2 separate regions of the Mus musculus genome follow, and region 2 is linked to region 1. Evidence: chromatin loops called from intact Hi-C (ENCODE). Cell type or tissue: heart. All regions are shown on one strand. Each heading gives the region's core, and the rest is flanking DNA. Links, peaks and the distances in the headings are about the cores only. Region 1 holds the start of Ace (angiotensin I converting enzyme (peptidyl-dipeptidase A) 1). Region 2 holds the start of Dcaf7 (DDB1 and CUL4 associated factor 7).

Region 1 (9,377 bases), core at 1,378-9,377:
GTCCAGTGAGAGACCCTCTTGTAAAATAAGGTAGAGAGTAATTGAGACACTAGACATTGACCACAGGTCTCTATGTATGGCCCCCACATTAACAGGCACATTTACATATACCACACACAAATCAACTGAACAGCCTGGCACAGTAGTCCACACCTATTATCCCAGCAGTCAGGCAAAATTGCTGTTAGTTGAAGCTGTGCCTTATTTCGAAACCAAAGGCTAACCATGAGATAAATACAATGTTGTAAAATAATAATCTGTAATGCTTGTTTACAAGGAGCGACTGATAACCAGGGGTAGTTGGCAATATCACCCTGCACCTCCTTCGAATGACATTTTATTAAAGTAGCTTGTTGGGTTACATGGCACACTGACAACAAAGAGCAATAGAAATAAATATAAGGATTTCTGAGCTCCCAGTTCTTTTCTCTCTTTTTTTTTTTTTTTTTTGATGAGTATTAGTGTTTGTGTCTGCATCCCACATGCATGCACTGCCTACAGCGGCCAGAAGAGGGCATCAGACCCCCAGAAGATGGAGTTACAGGCCCTGGGAGCTGCCCAGTGTGGGTGCTGGTAACTCAGGTCCTCGGCCAGAGCAGCAAATGTTCTCAATCACGGGACCATCTCTCCAGATTCTTTCCTGTTGGTCACGTTTGTATTGTGTGTGTGTGTGTGTGTGTGTGTGTGTGTGTGTGTGTGTATGTGTGTGTGTGTGTGTATGTGTGTGTGTGTGTGTGTGTGTGTATGTGTGTGTGTGTGTGTATGTGTGTGTATGTGTGTATGTGTGTGTGTGTATGTGTGTGTGTGTGTATGTGTGTGTATGTGTGTGTGTGTGTATGTGTGTGTATGTGTGTGTATGTGTGTGTATGTGTGTGTGTGTGTGTGTATGTGTGTGTGTGTGTGTATGTGTGTGTGTGTGTGTGTATGTGTGTGTGTGTGTGTATGTGTGTGTATGTGTGTGTGTGTGTGTGTGTATGTGTGTGTGTGTGTGTGTGTGTGTGTGTGTGTATGTGTATGTGTGTGTGTGTGTGTGTGTGTGTGTGTGTGTGTGTGTGTTTGGCTTTGTTGTTGTTTGTTTGAGGAAAAGTCTTCCTACATAGTCCGAGATGGACTTGGAACTCATGTAGCCCAGGCTGACTCCCAACTTTTGGTCCTCCTGCCTTGGTTTCCCAAGGGTAAGGATTCCATGAATAATACCACCAATGCTTAGTGATGAGTTTATTTTTAAGGATTTTCCCTCGGCTCTGTAGTTACCAGTAACTGGAAAGGATTTAAAGGGTGAGAGATTGGCGGCATGAGCACAGGTGGGCAGGATCTGCACAACTCCTCACTGGCCTCATCCTAATTAGATCTTCCTGCAGGGTTGGGGGCCTCCTCCACAGTCTGTGGCACCTGGGAGCTGACAGGGGAAAGAGAACCTTACCACTTCCCTACCTCCCGGGGATATCTAAACGTCAAATTATACCACTCACACATAAGGGTACAGAAACATCCAACGTGCAATACAAGTGTAAGGTATATTTTCCTTATGTTCCCTCTCCTTCATGTACAAGACCCTAAAAATAGAGAAAGTTATTTTTAACTTTGATTTATCACGATATTCAATGTATTACTGTAAATTCCAAATTGGTGGGGTTTGGTTCTTCATAGATCGCTCTTGCAGAGACCGGGAGCTCCCTGCCAGGGGCATGTGCTCGAACGCCAGTCATTCATGTCACCCTTGTGCTCCCTTCTTTGTGACAGGTGCATGCTAAGCTCTGGGAAACCCACAGAGAATAAAGCAGATTGATAGAGTCTGTATCCACTCCCCCAAAAGTATGGCATAGTGGAAAGCCCTGTGCTTCAACAAGCTCTTACAATACATTGTCACCTTGAGGGAGGAGGAGGGTGACGACTCCAAGTACCCAGGCTATCAGTAAGCAAGGTTAGATTATTTTATCACAGTAGTGAGCCTTTGATTTCATCACGTCTGTAAGGCAGAGCTGTTCATTCCTGAACTTAGTCCCTAATCGGAGAGTAAAGAGGATGTCACACTGCCACACAGCTGGGCCTGAGAATGAGCCAGCAGAAAGCACAGCCTGCTCTTCCACTGTCTGGCCTGGTACTCAGGAGCTCTTCAGAGACAGTTGGGCCTCCAGCTCCACCCTGTCTTTCTCTCTCCTTGCTTTCAGTTCTGTTTCTGACAGAGGGGGAAAAAAGAAAAAGAAAAACAAACAACACAAATCAGATGCGCTCAATACAAGCTAAGGCCTGTACTTACCCCTGCCCACCCACCCTCCTCTTTGGGATCCTCTTTCTGAACTCCATAGGTACCACTCTCAGAATCCCCTCCTAACCCTCCACCAGTACAGCCTGCTTCCTCCAGAAACACAACAGCTCACACAAACCCACAGCCCTCAAATCCTGGGAGCCCAAGCAATATGGACCACCTAAGTTCTCAGCAGGTGGCCCCTTGCTCCTTCCTCCTTTCTCCATCTCTACCCGTCCCCTGGGACCTCTTTGGGAGCAAGTCACCTGACAGGCCAGCACAGTCTCACTCTGAGTCCTTGCAGGTCACACAATCTCCCATGTGAACTCCATCACCCCATCTGGCAAGGACAAGGGTCCGCCCACCTCTTTGGGGGCACAGCCCTGGTGCTCAGAGGTTAACTTCACAGGCTGCTGATGCATTTAGAGGACCTGATTCTCCTTCCCCCAGGCCTGTCACTTTGAGGGACGGGTGGAGGAGACAGGGAAATGACTGGGAGTGTGGAGACCTGAGGTGACTTGAAGCCAATCTGTCTCAGGGGTAATTTCTCCATTTTTAAAAAGCAGGGGGTTGTTGTAATCTCTAAGGCACATTTTTTTTTAGCTTTCAGAGCGTGCAACTGCGAGGTTCTAGGGCTCTGTTGGGACCACACATGATGGTTCTTGTGAGTTGAACAGCTGTGTATCCAAAGAGTAGGGGCAGGCATGCCAGTGCTGATGGCCTAGTCTATGGCTCCCCCTCATAGAGCAGAATAGACTCTATTTCGAGGCATCCCAACAACCGAAGCCCAAGGTGAACTGGTTGCTGACATCTGCAGCACCTAGCCAAGGCGCCTGTCAGGACAGCTAAACTTCCCGCGCCCACGCAGGCGACCCCTTTCCTCCATGACCTGGCAACCTTAAGTCCATCCCGGTGGCACCAGCCTGCCACCCCCGCCCCCTTGTCACTCAAGAGCCCGGAAAGGCTTGGAGGGTTATGCCAAGCCTGCTGGGCTCTGTGGCCTGAGACTACGTGGTGGCGGCCAGAGGGCACGGTTGGGCCGCAGCAGTGTTTGCAGCGGGCAGGGACCCTTTTCTAGCTTCCTCTGAGAGAGCCCGATCTAGCCCCATTTCTCCATCCAGGCTGCTCCCTGGCCCCACAGGGCTCTCCTTGCCCAGGGCGGGCGGGGAATCAGCCGGGTTCGCGCTGCCGGGGACTTTGGAGCGAGGAGGAAGCGCGGAGGGGCGGGGAGGTGGGGGTGTGTCGGGAGGCGGTGGTGGCTGGGTTTTATAATCCGCAGGGCGGTCGCGGCACGAGAGAAGGGGCAGCGCCGCACCGCGCGCACCGCGCCATGGGGGCCGCGTCCGGCCAGCGGGGGCGGTGGCCGTTGTCGCCTCCGCTCTTGATGCTGTCGCTGCTGGTGCTGTTGCTGCAGCCGTCGCCCGCCCCGGCACTCGACCCTGGATTGCAGCCGGGCAACTTTTCCCCGGACGAGGCAGGGGCGCAGCTTTTCGCTGAAAGCTATAACTCGAGTGCCGAGGTGGTGATGTTCCAGAGCACCGTGGCCAGTTGGGCGCACGACACCAACATCACGGAGGAGAACGCGCGACGCCAGGTGGGTGCCCGGGCCCGGGCGGGGGCGGGGCGCAGCAGGACGCAGCGGCCAATCACAGGCCTGCGGTCCGTCGCCTAGGGCGGACAGCAGACGCCAGAACCCCCCCGCCCCCCAGCCTCAACCCTGAGCACTGAGGTCCCTAATGGGACCCCTGCCATTAGGCCGGACCCTCCCACCCGCTCTGCGCATTAGACAGGCAATGATGCTCCAGTACGGGCTGGGCACGTGATCCAAGCCAACACAGGAATGGAGTGGATGAAGCTGGCTCCTCAGAGGCCAAAATCCTCCCGAAGCGGCATCAAGGGTTGGGGCGATGGCTGTCTGCGTACAGGGTACCCAGCTTGGCTGCAGAGCCCTTGCCCTCTGGCATTTGCCTGATCTCCTGTTGAGTTTCTTTCCCTGGCCCTCCACTCACTGTCCCCTACTTTGGCCCCAATTTTCTCCTTCATTGTTCCCTTTGAACTAGATTCCCACACTTTCCAACCAGAGGGCTCAGGAGGAGGGGTGCTGCCCCTGCAAGCTCATCCCCAGGACAGGATCTCTGCAGGAACAAGGGGTCCGGAAGCCCTTAGCCTACCACTGCTCTCTCAGTTCTGTAGTCTCTCCTACCTGAGCCTCTTTCTAAGCTGGGCTACTCTTTCTACCCTCCTGGTGAGCACAGGAGGAAGCGGCCCTGGTCAGCCAGGAGTTTGCAGAGGTCTGGGGCAAGAAGGCCAAGGAGTTGTATGAGTCCATTTGGCAGAACTTTACTGACTCAAAGCTGCGAAGGATCATCGGATCTATTCGGACCCTAGGACCTGCCAATCTGCCCCTGGCCCAGCGGCAGCAGGTGGGTCTGAGGGTGGAGGCAGAACTTGAGCTCCCCGGGTGCCTATTGTGGTTGGGAAAGCAGCCCGGCAGACCGGAAGGGACTGATAGTCTGTTTGGACCTTGGCTATCAGGAATCTGGGGAGACAGAGTGCTGTTCATGGGCTTTTCCCTCCAGATGCATGGTGTGACAAGTCACTTTGTATTGTGGAGTAGAAAGCCAAACGCGGGAGCTGGCGGGTAGCTGAACTAGTGTGAGGCCCTGGAGTTCATACTCAGAATTGTATTGCACATACAAAGAGAGATGTGCTCTCTCTCTCTCTCTCTCTCTCTCTCTCTCTCTCTCACACACACACACACACACACACACACACAGCACAAAGGCCAGGGGATAGCAGGGATTCATGCCCGCTGTGAGCTGGAGACCAGCTGATGCTTGCCTCGGCTCTCTGGTCAGTGGGTACCACCTGCAAAGGCTGCTTGCACTGAAAGGGGCACCAGTATAGTAGGGGTTGGAAGAACTGGGTGGCCTTGTCTGAGTCACATCCTTCCTCCAGGCCGCTTTTTCCTTCCAGCCAAAGGGGTGGGAAGATTAACTCCAGGGGCTAATATTTGGTCACTAATATTTCCTCAACTCCAACTTGGCAGTACAACTCTCTGCTAAGCAACATGAGCAGAATCTACTCCACTGGCAAGGTCTGCTTCCCCAACAAGACTGCCACCTGCTGGTCCCTGGACCCAGGTATGGTCCTGTCCAATCTCTGCTGGGGTTTCCTGGTCCTTTTGGGTCACCTCTAGGATGATGTCTGTCAGTAAACCAAAGGCACTGGTACCCCATTGGGGCTGGAATGTGCAGATGTACCCACACTTCTGCCTCACACCCTTGCTGCTTCTGGCAAACTCACTTCAGGGAGCCTCTAGCACAGCGGTTCTTATCCTGTGGGTTGTGACCCTTTTGGGGGTCAAAACAACCCTTCCACAGGGGTCACCTAAGACCATATTTACCCAACACAGATATTTACACTATGATTCACAACAGTAGCACAATTACAGACGTAAAGTAACAACAGAAATAATTTTATGGTTGAGGGTCCCCACATGAGGAACTGTATAAATGGTGGAGGCATTAGGAAGGTTGAGAACCACTGGGCTAGCCCACCCCTCCACCACCGTCTGGCCACCTAGCTCTCCTTTTAGGGGTCCTTTCACCTTCCCCAAAAGCTTCCCACAAGCCCTGGGTCCCTTGGTGCTTCGCTGTTTTATGCAATGGGCCATGGAGGGTTTGTCTATTCTAACCTCTAAATGTCCTTTCTGTGTCAACTGCCTTAGACGTTTTCCTGGGAGCAGGGTCCTGCCTGGTGCTTTCTTTGGATAGCCTCATCTCCCCAAACCCATAGGCTGCCCTTGGTCTGGGGATACTGTGATGCGTGAGGAAGCTGGTGGGAATGAAGACCAGTGTATACCTCTGGTTTCATAACTGATCCTGCTCACCTCTCTCAGAGCTCACCAACATCCTGGCTTCCTCACGAAGCTATGCCAAGTTGTTGTTTGCCTGGGAGGGCTGGCATGATGCTGTGGGTATCCCACTGAAACCCCTCTATCAAGACTTTACTGCCATCAGTAACGAAGCCTACAGACAAGACGGTGAGCCTGCATCTTTCTCTCCATGGACAGACAGCCACCTTTCCTATCTTATAAGGCATCCTTGTCTGCTGTCCCCAGTGAGCCCTAAACCCCTGAGCTAGATAAAACAGCCAGACTGATGGTCTCAAGATCTCATAGCTAGTGGGAATGGTATGAAACCTGCAGCCAACAGACCCTGCTGTCCTGTCCCTTTTACTGATGCTCCTGGTACTACCTGTGGCACTGCTCCTGGCCCTAAGACTCTCTACCTCTTTGTGTTCTTGGACCTGTTTTGCTGGAGCCTAGAGTGGACCTTGATATGGTGACCCATATCTGTAATCCCAGTATTTGAAAGGCTGAGTTAGAAGGATGAGGAGTTTGAAGCCAGCCTGGACTACATAGTGAGACCCTGGCTTTGAAATGAGGGAGGGGGGACTAGTTATGGCACACAACTGTAATCCCAGAGCTGGAGAGACTGAGGCAGGAAGATCTTGAGTTCAAGGCCAGCCTGAGCAAGTCTCACTCCAGTGCTTGGAATCAGGACAATGGTAGAGTTGAAGCTAGGATGTGGACAGCCAAAGCTCTGGGCCTGACCTGCACTCTCCCACCCTGTTAGACTTCTCAGACACAGGAGCCTTCTGGCGCTCCTGGTATGAGTCCCCCTCCTTTGAGGAGAGTCTGGAACATATCTACCACCAACTAGAGCCCCTCTACCTGAACCTCCATGCCTACGTCCGCCGCGCACTGCACCGCCGCTATGGGGACAAATACGTCAATCTCAGGGGGCCTATTCCTGCCCATTTGCTGGGTAAGAACCTGAACCTTGCTGCCCAGAGGAGCTCGGGTGCAGGAGGATGCCTAGAAGAGGGACGATGGGTCACCCTCACAGTGCCTCAGGCATGTGGAATGTCATAACCTTTGCTTCCTTACACGGAAGCCCCCCATGGCTCAATGTCCCCACCAAGCTGGAATCCTGCTTTAGAGACTGAGGTTTATTTAGAGCCAAGAATTTAGAGCCAATGGAAAACTGGAATAGAGCAGAGCTAGGGGTCAAGTCGATGGCTTTGGCTTCAGGGTCAGGGTTAGCAGCAGCCTTATTGTGGACCATACCTGAGGACATGAGTCTGGGAGCCTGGAAGCCTGGAAGCCTGTGGCCCCTTAGTGAAGGATCCTGGCATAATCGGAAAAGACACCAGTAACCAGTCCTGTGGAGCCCACAGAGTCAGGGGACATGTCCTTTGGCCCAAGGGTATATAGGTGCCGACACCCACACAGGATAGCATACATAATGGGAATGGTTGAGCAGGAGACCAAACTGTCCCACTTGCTTCTTCCCTGTAGGAGACATGTGGGCCCAGAGCTGGGAGAACATCTACGACATGGTAGTGCCTTTCCCAGACAAACCCAACCTCGATGTCACCAGTACAATGGTACAGAAGGTAGGTCAATGAGACAGGAGTTGGGGGTCATGTGATAGGCATGGGGCCCCTCCCCTTTTCTGCAATAGTCAACAGTGACCTAAGGTGGCAGAGTGATCTGCTGTGGTCAGTAGTGCCCTGCCTTTGGGAAGTGAGGCCACTGAGCCTCAGATACCTTTCCTGTCCTGGGTGGAAGTCACAAGCCCTGAGCTCAAGGCATGGCTCCATACGGCTGCCTCCTGACCTGTTTCCCTGCCTGCTGGCCAGGGCTGGAACGCCACACACATGTTCCGGGTATCAGAGGAATTCTTCACCTCGCTGGGGCTCTCACCCATGCCTCCTGAGTTCTGGGCGGAGTCAATGCTGGAGAAACCAACGGATGGACGGGAGGTGGTGTGCCACGCCTCTGCCTGGGACTTCTACAACCGGAAGGACTTCCGGTCAGACCTGGGGAGAGGAGTGCACAAGGGGTCTAAGGGAGGCGGCTGTGACACAGACCTGCCTCTGTACTGGGGGATTGGTCTATGCCAAGACAATAAGCCACATTAGCTCAGTATCCCTGCCGCTTGGAGGGACGACCAGCTGTGTTGCCTTGGCGTGGCTTGAGTGATGGTGGATCAGGGTAGGGTCAATAGGGTTGCTAGCTCCTGAACTCTCCTCACCCCAGGGCAGAGTCCTCCTTGGCCCTGTGTTCCTCCAGGACCAGCCTTCCCAGCACTCTGGTCCTGCCCTCAACATCACCTTCATCCCCATCATCCCCACTCCAGGATTAAGCAATGCACACGGGTCACGATGGAACAGCTGGCCACAGTACACCACGAGATGGGCCACGTGCAGTACTACCTCCAGTACAAGGACCTGCACGTCTCTCTGCGTAGAGGTGCCAACCCTGGCTTCCATGAGGCCATTGGGGATGTGCTTGCACTCTCCGTCTCTACCCCTGCACATCTGCACAAAATCGGCCTACTGGACCATGTTACCAATGACATAGGTATGGCGGGGGGGGGGGGGGGGGGGGAGGCATATCCAGCCTGGCTCATTCAAATCTCCTACCACAGTAGATCCCCACTGCTCCTCACTCCATCTCGTCCTTATTTTTAACTTGAGACACCAGATGCACACACCCTGACCTTAGCACTCACCCAGAGTCCTTGTCTAAGCGGGGCTTAGAACTTGAGGCTCACCTCCTCTATCTGTCCAGCCTCGCCTCCTGCCAAATGACCCTCCCTCCGCCAGGTCCACTCTGCCCTAGCTGCACTCTCTCCTTCCCCCTTTTCTTTCTTCTTGTTTCTGAACAGAGAGTGACATCAATTACCTGCTAAAGATGGCCCTAGAGAAAATCGCCTTCTTGCCCTTTGGCTACCTGGTGGACCAGTGGCGTTGGGGGGTCTTCAGTGGACGGACCCCACCCTCTCGCTACAACTTCGACTGGTGGTATCTTCGGTGAGAAGAGGCTCACCCAGGGCACCTCCTGCCTCTACCAGTCTTGTCCCTTCCTTTCTAACGTCTGCCCTTTTCCCTTCCCACTGAAGCCTCGCCTTCAGGAAGTCCCCTCACCCCCATTTTCCAGGCTGTGGAAGGGATGCTGAGGAAGGGGTGGGATAGGGGTGGAGCCGGTATCTTTTCTGCCAGTCTCAGGCAACGTGTACAGCCTAGGGCCTTAGGATTTAAACATCCTCTTCTAGAA
Region 2 (9,377 bases), core at 994-8,993, 65 kb after region 1:
TCACTGAGGCTGACAAAGTGTTAATGGTGTCAGTCATCTGGACCTGTCCAGACAGAACCAAGGCTGTCTGAATTAAGGCCAAACCCAGTTCCCAGTTAGTGGTAAAAAAACAGGAGAATACTTGAGCATTATACATCACCGTCATTGGGAGTGGAAATGTCGACATTATCCCCCAACGCTGCTCTCTCTTTATTATTGACGCCCTGGACATCACCAAGACGAGGGACATTAGTATTCCCTTGGTCAGTCTGGATTTTTCGGGTGAGTCTTTCTGGTAACCAAAATGGGTTGTCTTCATTCTGTGGGAAAACACAGATAGCTCCCCTGGATCTTATCAAGATAGGATCCGGGCCATACCATTTATTATCAAGGACATTTTTCCATTTAACCATCTCATTGGGCCTATCTGGCTCTGAACAATGACGTTCAGCCGCAGTATGGCCATGAGCATCAATATTTAAAAAATTGAGTGTAAAGAGTGCCAAAGACACCGACACTCTTGGTGCTCGGGGTACAGTCTCCTCAAAAGTTCCCCTCTTCTGTTTTATAAGATAGGCTTTGAGGGTGCGATGCGCACGCTCAACAATACCCTGTCCTTGAGGGTTGTATGGAAGTCCAGTCAGGTGGGTTACGTCCATCTGACGGCAGAACTGCTGAAATTTTTGCGACGTATAAGCTGGTCCATTATCAGTCTTAAGGAGTCTGGGTTTCCCCCAAGCACTCCATGCCTCAAGACAATGTTGAATCACATGTGAGGCTTTTTCTCCAGTTAACGGAGAGGCAAACATGATGCCAGAACATGTGTCAATGGACACATGGAGATATTGAAGTTTTCCAAAGGAAGAAACATGTGTAACATCCATTTGCCAGACCTGTAGAGGTCGAATACCGCGTGGGTTAATTCCCACATGAGGAACTGGCAAGAACTCACAGCAGCTTTGACATTGAGTAACAATGTCACGGGCTTCTTTTCTTGTCAAGGAGAAACGACTGCGTAATGTTTCAGCCGTCACATGAAAATTATTATGAAAATTTCTTGCAGCCTCTACCGGGGATGATAGGGCAGCAGCCACCACTTTAGTGGCCTTATCTGCCAAATCATTTCCCAGAGCCATGGGGCCAGGTAGGCCTGAGTGGGCTCTAACATGAGTAATATAAACAGGAGATCTTCTAGATAACAAAACTAATTGTATCTGCTGAAAAATATTGGCAACTCTACTGGAAGGCTTAATCACTCCAGCCACTTCTAAAAGATTTACTGCATTAACCACATAATAGGAATCTGACACAATATTAAGGGGTTTTAAAAAGGTTTTTAAAACTTCTAAGACCACTAAACATTCTACCACTTGAGGTGAATTTTCATTATACTGTTTGGATACCACTTTACCATTAGCCACATAGGCACCTATGCCAGTTTTTGATCCATCAGTATATACCACAATCCCATTTTTAAGTGGGTTTCTTACTGTTATTTGTGGAAACACAACAGATTGATTTTGGGCAAACTGTAAGATTGGATGTTTTGGATAATGGTTATCTATTTTTCCTGAAAAGGAGGTAACTAAAACTGCCCAATCATTAGATGCGGCTGCCAAGGTTTGAACCTGTGCAGCGGTATAAGGTACAATTAAAAGATATGGACTTTGCCCAAAGTGGGTGATTGCTGCTTTTAGGCCTTTAAGGGCAAGCTGTGCAATTGCATCAGGATACCAATCTATTATTTTAGCTGGGGATACGTTTGGATGGATCCACAACAATGGCCCATTTTGCCACAAAACTGCAGTTGGCAATTGTGCTGTCTTAAAGACACACAAACTGAAAGGCTGCGAATCCTCAATACGTTGTAATTGTGCATTCTGTAAGGCCTTTTCCACTTTTTGTAAGGCCTGGTTAGCAGCTAGAGTAAGAGTCCTAGGGGAGGAGATATGAGGATCTCCTTCTAAAATACTAAACAAAGGCCTTAACTCAGCGGAAGGAATCTTTAAAAAGGGTCTGAGCCAATTAATATCTCCCAACAGCTTTTGAAAATCATTTAAGGTATGGAGGTGATCTCTTCTTATCTCTACCTTTTGGGGCACAATCTTATCTGGGGACACCACAGAGCCCAAGAATTGTCCTGTATCAGAAATTTGGACCTTTTCTGTGGCTATCTGTAAACCCCACTGACTTAAAGTTTTAAGTAGAAAAGGATATGCCTTTTGTAGCATGGTAAGGTCTTTATGGCACAGGAGGATGTCATCCATGTAAAGGAGCAAAATTAAAGAGGGGAATTGTTCCCTCACTGGCAAAAGAGCTTCTTGTATATAAAGCTGGCACATTGTAGGACTATTGGACATTCCCTGTGGTAAGATCTTCCATTGATACCTCTTATCAGGTTCAGCAGAATAAGCTCTCTGACCCGTTAACAAGTCAAAAGTCCAATCTCTCTGCTCTGGAGTTAAAGCAGCAGCGTTTGCTCGGGCCTGCGCCTGTGCCGCTTCGTGCCAAAGCGCTTTCCATTCCATATATTTGCCCATACTAGGAAGAGCGGCTTTTACAACCGTCTGCCAATCAGCAGGCGTTAGTGCCATACCAGCGAGCCTGTCTAACTGCACCAAGGTGAAATTAGCATTGGTTCCGTATTTACGAACCGACTCGGCAATTTCCTTAATCTGTACGTATTCTACCGGAGCGTGGACACGCCCACCCTCGGCTCCTTCAAAGACTGGAAATGCCTGTTCTATTTTCTTTTGTTCCTCTCGGGGAATGAATGAGTCTGCGCACTGCCTCTCTGCGCACTGCCCCTCTGCGCATTGCTGACGCACTACGGGCTGACGCACTACGCAGGGCGGGGACTCCGCATAGGGCGGGAGTGCACCTGGTAGCCGATTGCCCTGAGGCCAATTAGCAAACTGGCCTTCGCCAGCCGCTTTTGGCTTTTTCCTTAAATGACTAGTTAGCACTTTACTTGGCGGCTGGTATCCTTTTCTTTCATAATGAGCCGCTTTTTTCTCCCAGTCTGTTTCCTCAGAGGAGGATTCTTCACTTGCTTCAGAGTTACTAAGAGCTGGCTTCCTGAGCTCATCTAGTGACGAGTATCTCCTAGAGACCTCCGCTAATTGATCTTTTTTCTTTTCTTTTTTCTTTTTCTTCCTTCTAATCTCTCCCCAGGTATTCCTACCTGACCTTAACTTTTCCTCGGGTTCAAGACCCTTGGAAAGGCCTGTATACTTACCGTTTCTCCTTGCTCCTACTCTCTCTCCCCGCTTTACTTCTGATAGACTGTCCTGAATTTCCTCTAGAATTTTCAGCCCTATCTTAAGCACTATATAACATGTGAAAAGGAACAAAAGGGCTCCTAACACCAGAAAAAATTCAAGGCCAAACCTAACTTGTAAAGCCATTTTCCACTTTACTTCTGATAGACTGTCTTGAATTTCCTTAGAAAGTTCAAGATCAGACTTACCTCGTTCCCCAGCTGAAAAGTTCTGAATTCATACAGTTGAATCCTTCTTAACAGTCTGCTTTACGGGAACCTTTATCACCGTCGTTCCCCAGCTGATGAGTTCTGAATTCGGCAGTTGAATCCTTCTCAACAGTCTGTGTTACGGGAACCTTTATAAACGTGATCCGTAGTTCTGCTTCTGAAATGAAGTATCCCTCCTGCGCCAGTCCGGAGTTTTTTCTCGTCCCGGAATTCGGCACCAATTGTTATTCGACGCGTTCTCACGACCGGCCAGGAAGAACACAACAACCAGAATCTTCTACGGCAAAGCTTTATTGCTTATATCTTTATCGGGCCAGAGTGTAAGAAGCAAGAGAGGGAAGCAAGAGAGAGCAAGAAGCAAGAGAGAGAAAACGAAAACCCCTTCCCTCTTTAAAGAGAACAACCATTGCCTAGGGCGCATCACTCCCTGATTGGCTGCAGCCCATGGCCGAGCTGACGTTCACGGGAAAAACAGAGTACAAGTGGTCGTAAATACCCTTGGCTCATGCGCAGATTATTTGTTTACCAACTTAGAACACAGGATGTCAGCGCCATCTTGTGACGGCGAATGTGGGGGCGGCTTCCCACACACAAAAGCAAGACAGACATCTCCTAATCAACAACATCTGAGACTGATCACTGGCTTCCACATGTACTTGACTTATGCATGCATGCACTGGTGCACACACACGCACAACACACACACACACACACACACACACACCACAATGAGAAAATATCCAGCCCGACCTGGAGATAGGGGTGGGACTCCATACACAATATACCCTCTTTCCTTTTGCCTTTCTCCCAGACCCTAAGCTATGGTGATTTGGACAAACATATCCGGATGCCCAGGAATTTCTCCCCCAGGATACCTCACGTGGCCGCGGCAATGGACAAATCTCTGGTGCCGTCCTCAGAACAAGAGCAGCCCAAGGGGCTCCTGTCACCTCTGGCCTCACCTCTGTGTCCCCTGGAAGTACAGGGACTGGGTGGTCCCCACTTTTCCTCCCTCCCTGAACACCTCAGCTCCGTTCCCAAGCAGCTGGAATTCCAGAGACACGGTTCAGATCCTGGATTCACAAGGAGTTAGGCCCTTTAGACCCCGGGATAAAAGCTACCATGAGGGAATTTAAATACAGCGAGGTGAGAGTTAAGCCCCCTTCCATGGAGGGCCAGACAGCTCTCCCATAAAACTCTGAAAACCATTTTCTCTGAAAAACTGCAGACTGCTGAACCAGGTGACCAGGATGGCCTGAGCAGAGAGGCCTGGGACTTGGCCCAGCCTCCCTGGGAGTCCCTATAGTCAGCAAGCCAGGCAGAGGGCTGCTCAGGGGTAGCTCACAGGATGTAAGAGTCAGTGGAGAAGAGAGATGCTTCGGGTCTTCGGGAGAGTCTTGCTTGGGGCCGCACATGATCAGAACCACCCTCTGCCTCCAAAGCTCAGACCCAAGGCCAGGGTTGACCAGATCTTTACCAAAAGCCTCTAATATGGCTGGAATTAGAGGTTTCCTCTGTGGTGGACATAAAAGAAAGAGCTGCAGCCCTCAGCCCCTCAGCCCCCGAGAGTCCCATAACGATATCTGGGACATGCAGTACCACATAACTAATAAAGCCTTGAACATTTCATGTTGGGCTAGGTGTGTAACCCACCCGAACATCCTCAGGTCCGTGCCTATGCTGGGACCTTCTCCAAACCCTTCCCGCACCCAACCTGTTGGAGACCTGAAGGTGTCTCAGCTAGGAGCAGGGGCTCCACAGCCTGAAGCTGTCTCCAGCTGAAGGGAAACAGACTCAGCCTCCTAAGTGTCCACAGAGAATCATGGCCAGAGACGGTGTTTGTCCAGCCCTCCACCATCCTCTCCTGCACATGGTTGTCCTTCTAACCCGTAGAATAGCCTTAGGAAGTTGGTTTTACTATCCTCATATGAAAGGTCTTGGGTCAGTAGCAGAGAGACTATGGCACTTACCAGAGTGTGAGCAGGCCTTCTGGGCACGTCAGTATTTGCTTTCTGCTCTGGTGATGTGTTCCGGTTAGAAAAACATGTGTGCTCCCATATGTAAATGACATTTCAATAAAAAGTTAAACTCAACACACTAGAAAAAGGAGAACACGGTTTCAACCCACACTGCCTCGCTTGAGAGACCTGTTAAAACATCGTTGCTTGTCAGATAATTCTAATCTGTCCTCCTCAGCCCATTTTTCCTTCCTTTTGCAATTTCTATTTGATGCCCCAGAGTCTGTTAGTGAGTTTATGAGCACACATTCGCAAGTGTTTATACAAGCTAAAACGTTAAAGTTAACTTTTCTGTTGGGCGTGGTGGCGCATGCCTTTAATCCCAGCACTCAGGAGGCAGAGACAGGCGGATTTCTGAGTTCAAGGCCAGCCTGGTCTACAAAGTGAGTTCCAGGACAGCCAGGGCTATACAGAGAAACCCTGTCTCGAAAAAACAAAACAAAACAAAAAAGACCTGTTCCGTAAAATAGATAGATAGACCTCCGCTAAGATTGTACTACAAGACCATTATTAACCCACTGAAAAATCAGAAATGATGTAACCAATAGAAAACTATGGACCAAATTTCCTGATATGCACAGAAATAAAACGTTTCAATAAAATACACACCTAGGTATCCAGTTAATTTTCTTTTAACTTTTATTATTTTGAAACAGATTCTCAACTAGCCCAGGCTGCCTCTAATTGGCTCTGTAGCCCAGGATAAGAGTGACTTTCTGGTTCTCCTGACTCTACCTCCCAAGAGCTGGATTAGAGGTGTGTAACACCATGCCTAGGCTCTATGTAAAAATAAAAGTGCCCAGTAGACTTGTTCATACAGGTGGCCATTACTAAAAGATGGTTGATAAGTGTATACTATTGTCCCTCAAGGCTTCCAAGTGTTTGTATCCATTAAAAATTGTATTTTACAGACTGGAGAGGTAGGATAGCCCTATGGGCACTGGATGCTCTTGCAGCAGACCTGGGTTGGATTCCCATCTGTAACTAACTCCAGTTCCAGGGGATTGAATGCCTCTTCTGACCTCCGTGGGCAACTGTTCACATGTAGTACACTTACTTATACTCGGGCACATACAAATACACGTAAAATTAACGTGTTTTAAAGTACTGCCTAACAATTCAATACAACCCCTTTCAATATCGTTGAAAGAATTTACATTTATATTGGTGTACCTAGATCCAGGTTTTTCTGCATTTCAAACTCATGGCATATAAGCATTTAAAGTTGGATTACCATTTGGCTTCTGAACATCCCAGAGGAAGAAGGTAAGTGACTAATAGCCAGGTCATTTGCAAATCGATCCCAGAATTCAGGAGTCTCTTTAGTGTCTGTAGGAAAGCGCAGGAAAGCCTTAATCAATCTAGCCTGTCCCTGGACGTTTCTATCATGCCTGAAAGAGAACAGTTAAAAGGTGGGCATTGGAGCTGGAGAGAGTTCCCGTTTGGCAAAGACTGAGGGACCGCCGGACATAGGGAGATGTAATAAACGCAGGTGGTCCTCCATGAAGGTAGGTTTGACAGTTACTGTCAGTGGAGAGAGGTGATCAGAACAGCAGCAGCAGAGGAGAAATAGCAGGCTTTACTCTTGGCCTAGAATTTGGATCAGTAGAGGGGCACACTTGCCCCCATGCCACCCACGCCCCCATTCACCCGCACTGCGCCGTTATCCCCTTGACTGACATCTTGGGTAGCCAATGATCTTTGGGACTTCAAAAGAGCCCGCCTCCAGGAGCTGGGCGGGGCTAATGAGCAGAATGACAAACATTTTCACCAATAGTAAGGAGGGCGCGGGCGCTACAACTGTGTCGACCAATGAAAAGAAGGAACAGTTTGGAAAGGACGTACCCGGCAGCCAACGCTCGTCGCCGCTGCGGGGTCGCGTGGCTTCCGTTCCGAGAGGGCGGGCCGGCATCCCAAACGGAAGGTGGTAGCGCTGCCCGAGCTGGTTTGAAACTGGTGGTCGGGCCCGGCCGAGTGTGAGTGTGTGTAGCCGAGGACCCGCTGGAGGGCTAGGCCGTTCTTGACCGCCCCGGCCCCGCCTCCCCTCGGACCCGCGGACCCAAGCCCGGGTCCCCGCCTGTCTTGTGCCCCAGCCCGCTGCCTCTCTGGCCGGCTCTGCGGCCCAGCCGCCACCATGTCCCTGCACGGCAAACGGAAGGAGATCTACAAATATGAAGCGCCCTGGACTGTGTACGCCATGAACTGGAGCGTGCGGCCGGACAAGCGCTTTCGCCTGGCGCTGGGCAGCTTCGTGGAAGAGTACAACAACAAGGTGAGTTGTGCCGGGGCTCAGCGTGTAGCCGGCGGGGAACGCTCGAGGTGGGCGGCAGCCCCGGTCCCCACAACTCTCCTGCAAACTCGCCTTGACCACAACAAGGGGGTGGGTCCTCTGTGGTCCTGTCGCTGAGGTTGTCACACTCGTTGCCTCTTATTTAGTTTTGACAGCCGGGGGAAACCGAGGCACGGTGTTGTGACATGCCTGAGGCAGATAAGATTTTCGATGGTAGTAGCAGGTTTCAGATCGGAGTCACACCCCCAAAGCTATGTCCTCCGTCCCTCTCATTTCCCCCACTCCTGTCGCAGTGCTTCTGTTGCTAGGTGGGGGGCGGGAGAGAGGCAGTGGAGGAAGATGCGGCGCTTGGATTGGTGGTCGTGCATTCCTGGCCACGCGAGATTTCTGTTAGGGCTATTTATTGCAAGATCTTCCCCATCTCAGGTGTTTCTCATGGATACAGAGCCCTAATGCTAGGTTGTCATTGGTCATTGGTTTTGCTCCTTGATGTTCACCCTCCCCCAAACAGCCTATCCTTGGAAACCTTAGTCTGTGGCATTATCCCGCCATTATTTCTGAATAGAGAAAGATGACGTTTGACCTGTTCTTTTCGTGGTTCTTTACACATTCATTTGCAGCATTGCTGGACATCATCACTTCATCAAAACACTGGCAGAAGGAGAGAATTTTTATATGCAGGGTATAGGTTTGAAAGTATTGAGAAGAATTTTCTTTCCCTAATCTCTTACCTTCATTCTTTTGTTGTAATTTGAGTTAAAAAAAAAAAAATGAATGACAGTAATCAGAGATACTGAAAGCTTTGGCCAGTGGTATTTATAGCCAGTACTCTGCCTTACTCTTATGAACATCAGACTGGAGACAAATGACAAGATGGTGGGAGCAGTGGAAGAAGTAGGTGGTCTAGGATTTAGCTATAAGGCATTGAACAAACCAGATTTTATTATTTTTGACCCACAGTGATCTAGGAGAGGGCTTCTGTTTTATATGTGAAGGGTCAGGTGAAAACATTTGAGCATTTTAGGTTTGTTTATGGTATTTCGGGAGCACATGTGTTTCTCTGGGAAAGGGTCACCATTTTTTGGCATCTTCTTTGAGAAAAGGGTGAAAAGGATGGCCTTTGATTGTCTAGACGTCACACATACACCAGCAGTTTACAGTCCCAGGGAGTGTGTACCGAGCCGCCCTTTCCTAGTGAAGAGCCCTATTTCTTGTCTCCTCTCTAGTGGCTTTTTTTACCCCCACAGTGGCAGTAAAACTGGAGCTGGGCTTCAGGGTCCTGGTGTGCATAGTGTCTTATGAGGTTATTATTTTTTGAGACAGTCTCATGTGGCCCACCTGCCTCCACCTCCCAAATGCAGGGATCACCAACATATGCCACTGTGTCCCACTACCTTGTGGGTTTTGTTTTTCTAAAATAAAAGTGCCATATCTCCTTTGTTTGTTATCATAAGCTCCTTGAAGAAAGAAAATTTATTCCACTTTAGGACACACAGTGTTCATGTGGAACACCACAGTGGACGTGTTTGAGTGTGGGATAAACACGTCTGTGTTATTCAAATCAACCAACACTTGGAGTCATTAATCACTTTCCCATAGC

Evidence for each region. Peaks named below come from ENCODE experiments on the same cell type or tissue, not always from the same donor. Only the 100,000 strongest peaks of a DNase experiment are listed, where the experiment ranks them.
Region 2: a loop joins it to region 1, with 3 times the contacts of the local background. A loop is called at or near these places in 2 of 42 quality-filtered maps.

Annotation. Positions count from the first base shown.
Region 1 is chr11:105,964,404-105,973,780 of GRCm38, forward strand. It overlaps Ace (angiotensin I converting enzyme (peptidyl-dipeptidase A) 1), which reads left to right and starts at 3,545. Exons shown (of 25, transcript NM_207624.6): 1 at 3,545-3,842; 2 at 4,504-4,671; 3 at 5,298-5,391; 4 at 6,150-6,293; 5 at 6,889-7,080; 6 at 7,614-7,711; 7 at 7,958-8,130; 8 at 8,458-8,681; 9 at 8,989-9,133; 10 at 9,376-9,377. The coding sequence starts at 3,579. Gm11651 (predicted gene 11651) reads right to left here. Exons shown (of 3, transcript NR_104047.1): 2 at 8,022-8,137; 3 at 1,204-2,173. In heart, for the core only: a CTCF peak has its summit at 5,389 (motif pointing left); DNase peaks (open chromatin) are centred at 3,478, 3,668, 4,708, 5,228 and 1 weaker place; H3K4me3 peaks cover 1,532 bases; H3K27me3 peaks cover 7,883 bases.
Region 2 is chr11:106,029,503-106,038,879 of GRCm38, forward strand. Kcnh6 (potassium voltage-gated channel, subfamily H (eag-related), member 6) reads left to right here. Exons shown (of 13, transcript NM_001037712.2): 13 at 4,281-6,092. The coding sequence ends at 4,562. Dcaf7 (DDB1 and CUL4 associated factor 7) reads left to right here and starts at 7,370. Exons shown (of 7, transcript NM_027946.3): 1 at 7,370-7,759. The coding sequence starts at 7,622. In heart, for the core only: a CTCF peak has its summit at 4,082; DNase peaks (open chromatin) are centred at 2,754, 4,049, 4,388 and 7,309; H3K4me3 peaks cover 2,997 bases; H3K27ac peaks cover 2,475 bases.